3 separate regions of the Homo sapiens genome follow, and all the other regions are linked to region 1. The links are chromatin contacts, found by Hi-C or POLR2A ChIA-PET in ENCODE. All regions are on one chromosome and are shown on one strand. The core of a region is the stretch at or near the end of the contact, and the rest is flanking DNA. Distances in the headings are between cores, read along the strand shown.

Region 1 (4,858 bases), core at 946-3,445:
TTACATCTTAGGTTTCATATTCAGAGCAAAGTATTTATTACAGTCAGTTATGTCAACAAGAGCCTGTGTTGCATATGTGGGGCAGGCGGAGGAGGTTTTTAACTCTCTTCGGATTTACTCTCAAGACTTTTACGCACTTATGATAAAGCTTTTGAAGCAATCATATTGCTCCTGTTCTCCAAGCATGGAATCACAGGTAAAGCTTTCATTTAAGATATTTAAAGAGAGATACAAGGCTAAATGCACAGACTGCATCTTCACTGGGCTGCTCTGAAATCAGGCTCTGTTGATCCTGTTTGGCAGATTTGGAAACTTTTATTTCACTTCGCTCAAGTTTAAATAGGCTCTGAGAAATTAATTCGGATAAAACAATTCAACCCAGTGAACAGTGTCCGATTTGTAAACCATGATATGAATTTATTGACAAAAACTGTACAGCTAGTATAACTAGTCCTAGTTATATGCCTTGGACAATCCCTTCTTATTGGGTATGTAGATTTATTTGAGAGACTCCCTGAATGATGGAAAGGCTACTAGCTGAGTTTGGAATCAGAGTATGGGCCTTTGTATGCTCTTAACGGAGATCCAGAATTTAGGTTTGCTAGGATATAAACTCCACGAAGGCAGGGATTTACTGACGTATCTTAAGAGACTAGAACATAGTAAGCATTCACTAAGTATCTGTTGAATGAGTGAGTGAATCTGAATTAAGATTTAACTGCCCTGAGAGTAAGTGTTGGTTCTGGTCATTAGAATCAGTTGCCTCGTTCCTGGACAGAGTTCCTGGGAGCCTCATAGAACATTCTTATTCAGATTCTTCTGGTTTTAGACTCTTTGTGGACCCCACCCTTCGGTTATGACAGCATTAACTGGGTATGTGACACTTAGGTTACACATGGTTTACTCTCTCTGATGAAATGTGGGAGACACTGTGGCCTCTGTAGCCCATTTACAGATCATTTCATAGGGTAACTTTATTTTTTTCAAATCTTGTCCCAAGTTCTATGAGGGTTCTTGTTTTACATTTTCCAAGTTACTAACTTCCAGCTCAGGTAGGTAAGGGACAACTGAATTGTGGTGGCTGCTATTTTTTGTGCAGGTGTTGATCTACCGGCTGTCAAGGAGTCCAAATGGAAGATCTCAAAGCCCTTAACAGACTATAACAAAGAAGAGATTGGCTGAATATTCATACCCTTGTGAGTTCAAGGGAGTTGTAGGGATGGTCTGGGTAGCCATGCAAGTTCAGAGAGCTCATTCTTTCTGCCTCCTTTCAGCTCTGCCTCCGCAGCTGGCTGATTTTAGTATACGAAGCTCCCTGTAAGCCCGCAGCCTATCGACTTCCACAGTCCCAGACTAAGGCACCGAAGCCTTACTGTTCTCTCTGGAGTCTAGGTCAGGTCCTGAGGTGAAGGGGTAGGGTGGGGGCGGGCAGGACGCAGGTGCAGCCCCGTGGTCCCGGATCTAACTCACATCTCTGGGAATGGGAACCGAAGTCACCGCTTAGGTCTCCCCCAGCGGTTTTCGGTTCAGGTCTCTGTGCTCCTCACCTGGATATGGGCGCCCTGGGGGCCTGGCTTCCTCCGCAGAGACCAGAAGCGATCTCTGTGTTCCGGATTTTCCCTTTATCTTTCCTCTCCCCAGTGTCCTCTCTGTTTCCCAACCTCCCCATACCGAGGACCCCACAACCCGCCCCGGGATGGCGCCTGGCTGCTCGCACCCTAATTCAGGACCCCAATTGGTGGGAGAGGAACCGCGGTCCTCAAGCTTGCAGGACACAGGGCCGCTGCCCGGAATGCTGTGGGGGTGGGGACCCTCGCCGCCCCGCCCCCACCAGCGGCCTGCCCCGCCCCCTCCCACGCACGTCACGTCCGGCCCGGCCTCCGCCCGCCAGCCGCTCTCCTCCCGCTCGCCGTTAGGGAGGCTCTGCACCTCAGCCGCCGCCTCTGTCGCCACTCTCTCCCCCTGTTCCGCGTCTGCGTCGCCACCACCGCCGGGGGTATCCGGGGGGTCGCTTACCGGGCTGGCCCCGCGCCACAGCCGTAGCTTTAACCTCCCGTCAGCGGCCGCCCCAGGAAGAGGCTTCTCGGCCGCGGAGCCACTTGGGGCCTCAGTTCTCGCCCTCTTGCCGTCGCCGCGGGTCCTGGAGAAGCGGCCGCGGCCAGGGAACGGGGCATCGCGGTTCCAACGGTAGGTAAACGGGCGGGTACCCGGATCTGCGCATGCGCGGGTTGCAGGTCGCCGCGGCCCTTCCCCTCCTGTTGCCCCCCAGCGCCGCCTGCCACCCGCGCCTGCTCTCGGGCGTTGCGTTTCGGGATGTGGAGGACTCTAGCAGGTGGGGCGTTCCGTGGAGAGGGCCCCCTTTCCGCTGGAGAAAGAGGAAGATGAAGCCGTGTCCCTGGCTGCCGGGGGGTGTGGCAGCCTTGGATTTGCAGCGGCTGCAGTGCAGTTGAGCGGGCGTGCCCCTCACCTCCAGCCCCTCCAGAGTAGATGGCGCGACACCCCACGTTTCTTTGCTGACCTCTCCTGCCCGCTGGCGCTGCGCCTCTTCCCCGCCCACTTCCTTCATGCTGGGCAGTGAAGTTGATGTAGAAGAAAAAGGAGTGTGTTTTATTCTGGGCTCAACTGCGCCCCTTTTTAAGGTCACGTGAGATGAGTGGTTGCGGACTTCCTTAAATCGCTCAGAGAATATAGCCAAAATTGGGCTGTTGGTGCACTGGGGCCTTGTCTAGAATGCGCTCTGCATAGGCCAGGCTGGAGGGGGACACTTTGTATAGCATTAGGGTTCGCGTGGCACGCCTGGTTTCCTAGATGAGGTTGTAGGAATCGGTTGGCACATTTGCGCAGTGGGAAACTGTTAAGCCCTTTTTGTTTGTAATCAGTTAAAATCAAACTGACTTTTAGAAAGACGGTGGATTATTTCATTTGGTTCCCCGTTTCGCCTTCTAATCAGTGAAAAAAGTTGGGCATTTACTTTGAAGGATCTGATAATCTAAAATGGTAGCCAGAATCATTACCAGTAGTAATGCAGACTATTAACATTAACTGGGGTGCACCTGTTTAGAGAGACAGACATTAAAGGGTGGTTTTGAATTATTTGTCTTTTTAGAGCTGGGTTAGTGTGAGGCTATTTTCAACCTTCCTTTTTTGGTAACCTTGAAATGCTTGTTGGCCTGGTTTTCTCACAGGTACTGTGCATTTACTAAGTGCTTGTTGATGGAATTGAATGGACTGATAATTATTTGTATATCCATTGGGAGCGCCTTCTTACTTTTTTTTTTTTTTCCTTGAGACAGTTTCGCTCTGTCGTACAGGCTGGAGTGCAGTGGAGCGATCTCGGTTCACTGCAACCTCCTCCTCCCGGATTCAAGCGATTCTCCTGCCTCAGCCTCCTGAGTAGCTGGGACTACAGGCGCCCGCCACCACGCCTGACTAATTTTTGTATTTTTGGTAGAGATCAGATTTCACTAAGTTGGCCAGGCTGGTCTTGAACTGACCTCAAGTGATCCGCCTGCCTCAGCCTCCCAGAGTTCTGGGATTACAGGCGTGAGTCACCGTGCCTTGCCCCCTTCTTACTTTTTTAATCCGTGCTGCTTTTAAAATTGGAGTAATAGTTTCTCCAGTTTAATTTTATTACTAATTTAGACACGTGTGTGACACAGCTTAAGTTCTTGGAAAATGTAGAAGGGCATATTGCAGTGGCATAATTCATTGGGTGGTGTAAATGTTAGTTTTTTTTATTAGAATGTCATTGTTTTAGGAGAGAAAATGGCTGAAATGAATCTGTTGACTTGTCAGTGTTTCCCCACCAATAAAATAACTGCTTTTATAATCAGTTATGAATAACCTCAATCCATCGCTGCATAGCTCCTCCATCATCGTATTCAAATTTTAAATTTGGGGACTATAATAGTGTAAATTACTGTTTTGTTTTTTTTTTTGAGACAGGGCATCACTGTCGCCCAGGCTGGAGTGCAGTGGTGCAATCTCGGCTGACTGCAACCTCTGCCTCCCAGGTTCTAACGATTCTTCTGACTTAGCCTCCCGAGTAGCTAGGACTACCGGTGCTTGCCACTGCGCCTGACTAATTTTTGTATTTTTTGTAAGACGGGGTTTTGCCATGTTGCCCAGGCTGGTCTCAAACTCCTGACCTCAGATGATCTGCCTGCTTCTGCCTCCCAAAGTGCTGGGATTACAGGTGTGAGCCACCTTGCCACCTTGCCCAGCCTTACGTTCAATTTTTTTTTTTGGGGGGGGGGGACGGAGTTTCATTCTTGTTGCCCAGGCTGAAGTGCAAATTTTAGTGTGTAAATTATACCTTAATAAATGTATTTTTTTAAAAACCCACTGGTGGACTTTGGAGAGCTTATACTCTGTTGGTAGAAACAGACATTAAACAAACACAAAATGAATATGTAATAAAACTTGTGGTAAGCCAGGCTCACGCCTGTAATCCCAGCACTTTGGGAGGCTAAGGCTGGAGGATCAGTTGAGCTTAGGAGTTTGAGGCCAGCCTGGGCAACATAGGGAGACTCTCTTTACAGAAAAAAAAAAAAAAAAAGCCAGGCATGGTGGCATGCTCCTGTTGTCCCAGCTGCTCAGGGAGCTGAGGTGGGAGGATTGCTTGAGCCCAGGAGTTTGAGGCTGCAGTGAGCTGTGATGATGCCATTGCATTCCAGCCTGGGGGACAGAGTGAGACCCTGTCTCAAAAAACAAAACAAGAAACCTGTGATGAATATTTTGGAGCCAAGGAACGCCACACCCTAGATAAATTAATAAATGAGACCATTAGTTTGAGTGGGTTGAAGAAAGCCTCTCCAAGGATGGGACTTGAACTGATGATAGGAAGGAGGAAGCGTGG
Region 2 (4,858 bases), core at 2,359-4,858, 370 kb after region 1:
GTCTTAGTTTTACAGCTGGGGCAAATCTGTCCACAGGAGCCTGTGGCCTAGGCACCCTACCCAATGGGACACCAGTCCTCAATTAAAGCCCATATCTGAATTGTCTCTGTGAGCCATTTTGGCTTCAATTTCCACTCAGCTGCCCGGATTGAATTCCTTCTTATTTAAAACACTCAGGCATTTTCTTCTTGCTTTTGCGTATGGCTCAAATCTTTATTTTTTCTGTAATACATCATGCTCACGTGTTTGGAGCTACAGGGAAAGATTCCTTCCAGAGCAGCTCAGTCTACCATATTGACTGGCAGACATTCTCCATCCGTATGTCATCCTGCACTCATGGTTAGGATTAGTACCACTGACGTCTCTCAGCTTGTAGACGTTTCTATCAAACCATTGTGCTTCAGTCCTTTTCTTATTCTTTGTGGACTCATAGTGAAAGTCTTTTTTACTGGCTGTAGGTAGTAATAGAAAGCTGAAGAACAATTTCCAGGCCAAGTGATGTTACCGTTTTAATTTTTTCATCATTTTTGGTTATCTGAAGTCAGATATCTGGCAGTGTGCTGCTGTAGGAAGAGAACCATACATACATTCATTCATGCTTTTATTAATTTATTCATCCTATTAAGAAATATTTCTCTGTGTGGCAGGTAGCGTATTAGTCACAGGAGAGACATTGGCAAACAGATCAAAACAAGATACCTGCCTTTGCAGAACTTATATTCACATAGAGGAGAGATATTTTATCAAATATATGCACAAATATATAGCTATAAAATGAGAGATGTGGTATGAATGAAATGTGCAGTGTGCTGTGAAAGTGTGGATTGAAATCAGTGGTTCTAATTGCTGTCTTCTCACTAATTTGTTGGGTAATGTCAGGCAAATGACTTCGTCTCTCTCTGCCTTACTTTCTCCTTTTGCAAATGACTAGCAGTTTCACAGGGTCCTTGTGAATCTGAAATGAAGCAACTACAAGAAAGAGCTTTTAAGTGTTGTGTGAAATGGTGATGGTATGGTCAGAAAGAAGAATTCAACTGGGTAGGTTTCTAGGGAGACTTCAGACCAGGACATCGCTCAGCCAGTGGTGTGCTGGTAAATGTTTAACAACTGGCTCGCTAAAAAACATTCTAAAAGCCCTGATTCATCTGTTGATTCATTTGCTGATTTCCATGGTGTAAATATTTTCATCAAGGCTGACTTCAACTACCAGTGTAATGTCACTAAACGTGGAGTTAGGAAGAGACGTGCACAGTGAGCTCCAATTGCCGCACACCACTGCTCCCAGTTGTCCCTGGAGTTGTGTGTGGCAATGAGGTGAGAGTATGCTTAACACAAGTCTTGTTAAGCTTTCATTTAAGAAACAAAAACAGGAATCCAACAGAATCATTCTTTTGTCTAGAAGCACTATCTTCTTGATTTAAAAGCATGGCAGGAGATTTGGTAAATGGTATTGCCTCAATCCCTGGGAAAGGAATAGGAGACCTAGGGGAGGTGTCCCAGGAGGGCGTGGAGGATTGTAATTAGGATTATAGGTTTAGGAAGTTAGTTCCCCAACTCAACAGTCTGCCCAGGGTTTTTTTTGTTTGTTTGTTTTGAGACAGAGTCTCTCTCTGTCACCAGGCTGGAGTGCAGCGGTGCAATCTCGGCTCACTGCAACGTCCGCCTCCTGGGTTCAAGCGATTTTCCTGCCTCAGCCTTCTGAGTAGCTGGGGACCACAGGTGTGCGCCACCACGCCCAGCTAATTTTTGTGTTTTTAGTAGAGATGGAGTTTCGCTGTGTTGGCCAGGATGGTCTCAATCTCTTGACTTCGTGATCCGCCCACCTTGGCCTCCTCGGCCTCCCACAGTACTGGGATTACAGGTGTGAGCCACCTTGCCTGGCCTAGGTTTTTAAAATTAATTGTGTCTCTGAGATGCAAATTGCATAATGTTTGAGCATGGGTTTTTGGAGTTAGAGGTGAATTCACATCAGATCTATTCTTCCTGGCAGTGTGACCTTGTACAGCTTGCTAACCTCTCTCAGGCTGTTTCCTCATCTGTAAAATGTGAGCAGTGACACCTACTTCACAGAGATTGTTGGTGGATTAAATGAGATCATATGTGTAAAATGCCTAGCACTGTGCTTGTTGTTATTAATAAAGTTAGTCCTTCTCAGATTGAGTAACAATTCAGGTCCATGTATAGGAACCTAGTTTTTTTTCCCTGATATTGTCAAAATTAGCGTCTTTCTCTTCTTCCTATGTTTTGCTGAGAATTGCTCCCAATTGAACTTCTCCCCTTGCCAAGTCAGTGCCCTGCCTTTTTAACTGGAGTGCTTCTTGATCTTCAAAACACATTTTGAAAGCAGGGAAAGTACCCCAGGACTCCTCATTTTCCTTGGGGTGTGCAAGTCCAGCCTAGCTTGGCTGCCTGTCTGTCCAGAGTGTTGGAGTGGAAGGTCTGGATTCATCTGGTATTCTCTGGCCAAGACCTGTGCTTACATCTGAAGTGTGGTGAGCTGGGAGCTATGGAATCTGATTTTCTCCAACTCCTTTCCACTTGACAGTCTTGTAGCATGCAAGAAATTGGTTCTAGGACATTAATCAGTGAGGAAATGGGGCTATTTCTTTGTTTAAAAAGTGAAACCCTAAGTGTACCTATGAGCAGCTGATTATTTCATCACAAAAAGTAGTAGCTAAGTAGATATCACCCTATCCTATGATTGAATCTATAGTCTCTGCTTAGATTTTATAGACCAGGGGTTGACAAACTTTTTCTAGGAAGGGCCAGATAGTAAATATTTTAGGCTTTATGTTGTCGTGGCTTCTCAACTCTGCTACTGTAATGTGAAAGCAGCCATAGACAATATGTAAACGATGAGTGTGGCTGCCTTCCAACATAATTTTATTTACCAAAACAGGTGGCAGGCTGGATTTGGCCTGTGGGCAGCAGTTTGCAACCCCCCTGCTATTAGACCTATTAGACATTTGAGAGTCAGCTAAGAATAATGGATTTAGAGCATAAGCACTGAAGTTGGTTTTGTATGTAACCAAGCAGAGCTGGCTCTGCTTCTTTTTAGTTCTGGGACTTGGGCAAGTCATTTAATAAGGCTTAAGAGTATTTAATCATTGGGTTATCTTGAGAATTTGGGGAGGCGATGTTTATGGAGAGTCCCTTGGTGGGAAGGGTTATTGGGAACCATTTTGGGTACATTGAAAGCTAAAGCAAGTTGGAAGTTTATTTGCTTGTTTATTTTTCAAGCATGAAGTCTGAATGAAAAAAATATGTGGCCTTCTCTAGCTGCTGAGAAGGTCACTGTTGTTGCCGAATGCTGTGGCTTTCATAGCTGAGTAGATAAACAGTGTGACTAAGTGGAACTAGTTACACAAGTGAAGCCAAAAATAAAGATAAGGTTAAATATCGACTTTGGTAGATTCAGCTTGCTTTTTTGTTTTTATAACAAAAATTAAGCTGGTTGATGGGGAAGAATGTGATCAATAAATGCTACCCGCTTAAGGACTTGTAGTTCATTCTTCAGCTAAGCTTTGCCAATCAGTTACCTTGTGTTGTGCTAGGCAGCATTGGGAGATGGCGTGCAGAGACAGAGCTGGTACACTTCTCACTCTGCATAGGCTCACAGTCTATAAAGGGAAGTAGAAAGAGGTGTGGCTAACCAACCACATACAAGGCAGAATGGGGTTGTGGCTGCCCATCACCTAACCTGGCAAAGGCAGACTATCTGCCTTTGACTCTGCCTTACCCACTAAGATTCCAACCCCTTGTTCCCCAGCCCTGCTCTCTGCTCCAGCCTGGGCAGCTTCCACACATCTCCTTCCATGCTTATTCTGAACTCATTTTCCATTCATTCACTTAAAAAATATTTGAGTTTGTGTTATGTGCCAGCAAATAAGACAAGGTCTCTCATGGATCTTAAGGGCTAGTGGAAGAAACATAGTCGTTCAAACAATGCTGTGAGGATGAGGGACATAGCTCGATAAGAGTTCCTAATAAAAAATGAACTAGACAGGGATTTCTATGGTGTATGTGCTTATGTTTGTACACATATAGGTTATTTGATATAGAAATAGGAGCAAACTATACATACATACTACTCCTTTCCTTTTCTGCTCCCTTCCCTTCCTTTCCCTTTCCCTTCCCCTTTCCCCTTCCCTTTCCTTTCCTTGCCAAATTCAAGTTATGTCCAGCCTGACTTAAGTATATAATTAGAAAACAGGGCCAAGTGTTTTAGGGGAAAAGCACATTAACATATTTGCACAAAAAAAATGTACTTAGGTTAAGAAAAATTGGAGTCCTTTTTTCCTCCTGGCAGATAAAGCTTTCATTTCAACTTTCTGCCATCCTATAAATTTTGTTGTAGTTTTTTTCCTTAGAATTTCTTTTCTTCTCTCTTACACTGCTTATTCTGAAAAATTAAAAACCTACTGTAGGTTTGAAAGAATGAACATTCATGTAGTCTTTACCTAAACTCACCATTAACATTTTGCTTCATTTACTTTATCTCTCTAGACTTAATCTTTCATTTTGCTTAATCATTTGACAGTAAATTGCAGACATTATGACACTTCACCCCTAAATATTTTAGCATGTATCTCTTAAGAACGAGGAAATTCTCTTTTCTAGCCATAAAACCAATTATCATACCAATGAAATTTAATATTGATCTAGGAATATTATCTAACATATAGTGGATAGTCATATTTTCTTACTAGTCCCCCAAAAGTCATTTATGGCTATTTCTTTTAGAGCCATAATCTAATTATGGTTTATGCACGGCATTTAGTTGCCTTGTCTATAAATCTCTCTAATCTAGAACTGTCTCCCTACCTTTTTTTGTCTTCCATAATATTAACAATTTTGA
Region 3 (4,858 bases), core at 1,532-4,031, 340 kb after region 1:
TGTGTGGCCATAGTTAGCTCTCAAGAAATGTTACTTATTATTGTTGTTATCACAATACTTTGTGTATAACTGTCTACTAAGCTCTTATCACCTCTGTTTATAAACACTTTTGTATATCTGCCTTACTAGACTTGTGTTCCTTAAGGACAGGTGCATATCTTGTTCACTTTTTCTGGCCTTGTATATGGAAGTTTACAGTAAATGTTGGTTAAATGAGTGATTGCACACAGATTTGCCTTCACAATGGAAGTGGGCAATAGATAGAGTAAGGAATGCTTAAGGCTGGGTTTGTAGGTGATCACAGACCCAAAGCTGATGTGACCTTGATGTTACCTGGTTTATCCTCTTCTGTGCCTGAATCCCTTCTGCTGCCTCCTGGAGCCCAGGAAGTGCTTTTATGTTTCCAAGACAGGGCAGGAGACCATCTGGAAGGTAAACATATCCCAGGTACCACATTTATGTCATTTTGTTTTTGTTGTAAACTCTAGGTGACATGTCTGAGAGTAAAGCCAAAAAGATAGAAATCAAGGACGTGGATGGGCAGACGCTGAGTAAGCTGATTGACTACATCTATACTGCTGAAATCGAGGTGACTGAAGAGAATGTCCAGGTAAACTCAGGCTCACTAATAGCTCAGTGTATTGCACACTCAGGACCCACCATTTTACAGCGTTATTTTATTTAACCCTCACAACAATTCAGTTGGTTACTGAAGAGGAAACTAAAGCTCCAGAGAGGTCAGGTGACCTGCCCTGGGCCACATGGCCAGGAGGTGGTCGAGCTGGTCCTCAAACTCATGCCTTCCTGGCTTGGGCACCCATGCTTTTAGCCACTAGGCCATGATATCCCTGAATGAGCCTGGGCCCCGGGAGTAGAAGATCTTTAACTCATGTCTTCAAAATCTTGTGAAGGAAAAGCTGGGAGCTTAGGTGACTCCTATTCTCCCCAGGTCATCGTCTCATCTCAGAATTCAAACAGGTGAATAACTTTTGGGTACTAACAGTAAGTGCAAAGTAATTTGGCATAAAATGAGTAGAGGGGAGGTAGTAGAAGTCTATAATTGGAACCAGCTCTCTTTGCTCTTTTCATCATGTATTTATTTAATAACTTTTTTTTCCTGTAAAATACAAAGTGTTTACAAACTTGGATAATTAGAAGATATTCTACTCTGGATCCTTATTGCCTGGTTAGGATTAAGAGGTACATAAAGCAAGGTACAGTTTATGTGGACATAATGTTCACTGTTTGGTGGTCCTGAGTCCAGAAGCTTCTGTCTTATGAGGTTGGGTTATGTCACCCTCCCAGCATGTGGATGCATTCACCAAACTGAAAATTCTCTGAACCTCATTGTTTGGGGACTTTTAATCTCTTCACTTTAAACTGTGGTTAGGTCAAGGGTGATGTTGGAGAAAAAACAAGAAAGATTGGCAAGGGGCTGGGCATGGTGGCTCACACCTATAATCCCAGCGCTTTTGGAAGCTGAGGCAGGCAGATCACCTGAGGTAAGGAGTTCGAAACCAGCCTGGCCAACACAGTGAAACCCTGTCTCTACTGAAAAGACAAAAATTAGCTGGGCGTGGTGGCAGGTGCCTTTAATTCCATCTACTTGGGAGGCCGAGGCAGGAGAATCACTTGAACCCAGGAGGCGGAGGTTGCTGTGAGCTGAGACTGCACCACTGCACTCCAATCTGGATGACAGAGCGAGACTCTGTCTCCAAAAAGAAAAAAAAAAAAAGATTGGGAAGAAGAGAGTTTGGATAAAAACATGGATTCTTCTTCATGCTGTTATGTATCTGCTGAGGCGGTTGCTCACAGGTTGTCTGTGAAGACAGGAGGTATTGAGGATTTGGTGCACCGAGGAGATGAGCATGGAGGCACTGGGGCTTTCCTGAAAGCCTTAGAAACAAGGGTCAGAGATCTGGGGCTTGGTTAAATGGCTGTGAGAGCTACACCTGGAGTCCCTTCCCAGGCACACGTACCTTGGAGGGACCCTGAGTTCCTGTTCCGTGGTGGAGGTACCAGCAGTCATACTTTTATAAGCAAGCATGTGCCCATCAATTCACATGCATTATTCCATTCAATTTTTATAATCACCCATTGGACCATACCAATATGATTCCTCCTTTACAGCTGAAGAAACTGGTGCTCAAAGGGGTTAAATAAACTGCCACGGTCACATAGAGAGTAAGTGGTAGAGTTGGAAGCTGAAGCCAGCCCCCTCTGACTCACTGTGCTCTGTGGCTATGATGAATTCTAGTTTCTCATGAAATGAATGATCAGAACCTTGACTTTGGCTCATAATTATTTACAATAATAAAAACTAACATCAACTGAGCACTTCCTATGTACCAAGCACTGTGCTAACTGCTTTAAATTTTTCTCATTTGATCCTCATAACAAACCTTATTGTCCTCATTTTATTTTTGAGGAGACAGAGGCATTGAGAGGTTAAGTAATTTGTCCTCAGTTGCATGGCTGGTAAGTGGAGGAGTCAAAATTCAAAATGACGCTTAATCACAGTGCTGTTCTGCCAGCTTTCCTGTTCATCTATATACCCCCCCACCTCTTTTCCTTTCTTTCTTTATGTGGCACTGATTCTGTGCCAGACCCACTGTGTGATTGGGGCAGAGACCCTGGGTGGCCCCAACACCTGCGCCCCCTGGCTGATGCCCTCCCTCTGTGCATGGCCCTGCCTCCCTGCAATTCCAGGAGAAGGTGCTTTCTGAGGCAGGGCATTTCCTTTTGTTTTTGCTAGAGGAAGCAAACTCTGTGGCAGGATATCCTCTGCTGTGTTTTCATGTTATCTGAGGAAGAAAAAAAAACAAAACGGGGCCTGCACATGAAAAATGGAGGGGAAGCCATTGCAAGCTGAAGGGTAACCTGTAGACTCTTGCTGGGGGCCATTTCAGGGCCTGTTTTCCAAGAACTGTAATGCTGAGGTGGCAGAAGGCAAGCTAGAAGATTTTTGACTTACGGTAATCTTCCATCCTGATGGGTGGATTTGGCCAACTACTCCTCTGATCTCAGCCTCCTCCCTCCAGGGACCAGGCAGTACTGCCTTAGTTATTCTATGAGGATGGTCTTGCTTCAGAGCTGAGGACCTGCACTTGGCCTTTTGTTCATAATCTTGTCACTGCTGCTGCTTTGAAGAAGTAGAGTTTCAGGCAAGATAAGAGAAGAGGAAGTCCTCTCAAAGCCCTGTTGATGTGGGGAGAGGGAACTGAAGACAGTCATTTCATGGATGTATTGCTCTTTTTTCTTTCAGGGCCTCTGGGAATGTATTTTGTACTTGTGTCTAGATCCCAGAACCCCATTGGATGGGGCCCTAATTTATCCCTGAGACCCAGAGTCTGAGCAGTGATACATCTTCCAGCCTCCAAGCCTTCCCTTCAGCATTCTGATTTCCTTGACTTTTTTTTCCCACACTTTTCTGTATGAAGCAAGTAGAAGGAAGAAAATGGCCTTTGACTCTAAGCTAGTCTCAGAGTCAAAGAGAGGGAAAGAGCAACTAGAGAAACCAGAAGGCCCATTCATTTTAGGAAGTCGGTTTGGGAAGGCTTTTGGGTAGGAGTGGACTCAAACAGGATAAGGGGTGTGGAGAGGTAGAAAGCCTTATAATTTTTGCCTACTAAGTGGGTATTGTGAACAGTAGGGAAGTTGAAAGCCATGTGGGTAGCTCTATCCAGGGAGGTTTTAAAAATGGAAAGTGTAACCTAAGGAGTATATTCAGGAAATATTTATTATTTCATTTCTCTGGCTGGTTGTCATGAGCTTGAGAATTTAAGCACCACACTGTGCTGCTGTCTCCTTGGAAGAGGGGAAGGGGGAAGGGACTGTGTGTCACTGGCATGATCTTGTATATGCGTATGGGGTTGGGGAGCTCGCTGGAATGCAGTCTGAGGGCAGATTGGACTCTCAGAAATCCTCTTGGATGGTGGGTGGTGGGGAGAGGGTTGCTGTTGAATTCCTGCCTCTTCTCACATCTGGCCCTTTTGGAGTTTACCACACCTCTGAGTAGGGTTTGTGCTGGCCAACATTTGATGGCTTCCTCTCCCTCAGGGCTTCTGAGGGTCACTGGTTAGAGGTTACTCCTCCCTAGGATGAACACCTATCCTATTTTGCCCAGAAGCGAGGGGCCTTCTGAGAGGGGGACTTTCAGTGGTAAAAATGGCAAAGTCCCAGGTAAATCAGCATGATTGGTCAACCTATGGCCTTGACACCAGTCTTAACTCTAGCTGATACTGGCCAGGGGGTGTCATGGAGGTCATTTGGAGACTGGGAGCAGAGCTTTTTATTCCTGGTGTGCATTCAGCAAGAATGGTTAATGGATCCCCATTTGACTAGCAGGCAGAGACTAATCTGGTCCTGGAATCTGTTCGGCCGGGCTGAGCAAGCTCACAGGTTAATTGAGTTTCCCAGTTTATGGCTGCTTAGAGGAGATGATGGCTGCTTAGTGGGGAGAGAGTTCAGGTGGTTAGATTTGGATCCTGGCTGTGTTCATTTATAGTCCAAAACTTTCAGAAGAGGGTGATTTTATCTTTTTCTTTCTCAGGAATGTATTAGTGGTTCAGAAAATATCACAGACATGGTGTTAATTTACTGTTTTCCTGCTGGGGATATAGGATAGTGGAAGAGAGGATGGAGGAAGGGAAAAGGAGCACGTTTTCTAGAACTCAGCTGTCGTGAGAGAGAAGTGTAAGCCTGTGGGTAGGAGCAGCTTTCCTTGTTGAGCGTAGGCATTTGGCTCAGGAGTTCGAGCACTGATAGTGGTGGCTCTTGGTGGTTATTGTCTGTGGGCAGGGATAATGAAGGGTGACCGACTGTCCCATTTTTAGCCCTGAAAGTCCTGGGAAACCCC

Evidence for each region. A loop is a pair of places that touch in the nucleus more often than their neighbours do. ChIA-PET counts read pairs that join two places held with the same protein, here RNA polymerase II (POLR2A). Pooled maps may share reads with other maps.
Region 2: a loop to region 1 is called in a map of naive thymus-derived CD4-positive, alpha-beta T cell, with 1.8 times the contacts of the local background. The contact joins the enhancer-like site here to the promoter of FAM13B-AS1 in region 1. A Hi-C loop is called at or near these places in 1 of 168 maps with a recorded cell type or tissue (naive thymus-derived CD4-positive, alpha-beta T cell) and 10 of 50 pooled maps. POLR2A ChIA-PET finds 5 or more read pairs at or near these places in 1 of 52 experiments (activated CD4-positive, alpha-beta T cell).
Region 3: a loop to region 1 is called in a pooled map, with 4 times the contacts of the local background. The contact joins the enhancer-like site here to the promoter of FAM13B-AS1 in region 1. A Hi-C loop is called at or near these places in 2 of 50 pooled maps. POLR2A ChIA-PET finds 5 or more read pairs at or near these places in 2 of 52 experiments (T-cell and activated T-cell).

The regions. Positions count from the first base shown.
Region 1 is chr5:138,030,111-138,034,968 of GRCh38, reverse strand. It overlaps FAM13B-AS1 (FAM13B antisense RNA 1), which reads right to left and starts at 2,195. Exons shown (of 2, transcript NR_037900.2): 1 at 2,017-2,195. It overlaps FAM13B (family with sequence similarity 13 member B), which reads left to right and starts at 1,890. Exons shown (of 24, transcript NM_001385994.1): 1 at 1,890-2,187. LOC124901077 (a long non-coding RNA gene) reads right to left here and starts at 1,830. Exons shown (of 2, transcript XR_007058952.1): 1 at 1,718-1,830; 2 at 296-1,474. RefSeq lists silencers at 2,182-2,231, 2,242-2,311 and enhancers at 1,818-2,701, 2,802-2,861, 4,076-4,577.
Region 2 is chr5:137,665,146-137,670,003 of GRCh38, reverse strand. All of the region lies in intron 6 of KLHL3 (kelch like family member 3), which reads left to right. Among named protein-coding and RNA genes, the nearest start is that of MIR874, 20 kb to the right of the region's middle. Within about 2 kb of position 3,608, at least 8 of the 41 ENCODE cell types and tissues checked have a DNase peak (open chromatin) inside an H3K27ac peak, as active enhancers do.
Region 3 is chr5:137,694,039-137,698,896 of GRCh38, reverse strand. It overlaps KLHL3 (kelch like family member 3), which reads left to right. Exons shown (of 15, transcript NM_017415.3): 4 at 489-610. Among named protein-coding and RNA genes, the nearest start is that of KLHL3, 40 kb to the left of the region's middle. RefSeq lists a silencer at 3,231-3,431 and an enhancer at 1,659-4,619. Within about 2 kb of position 2,781, at least 4 of the 41 ENCODE cell types and tissues checked have a DNase peak (open chromatin) inside an H3K27ac peak, as active enhancers do.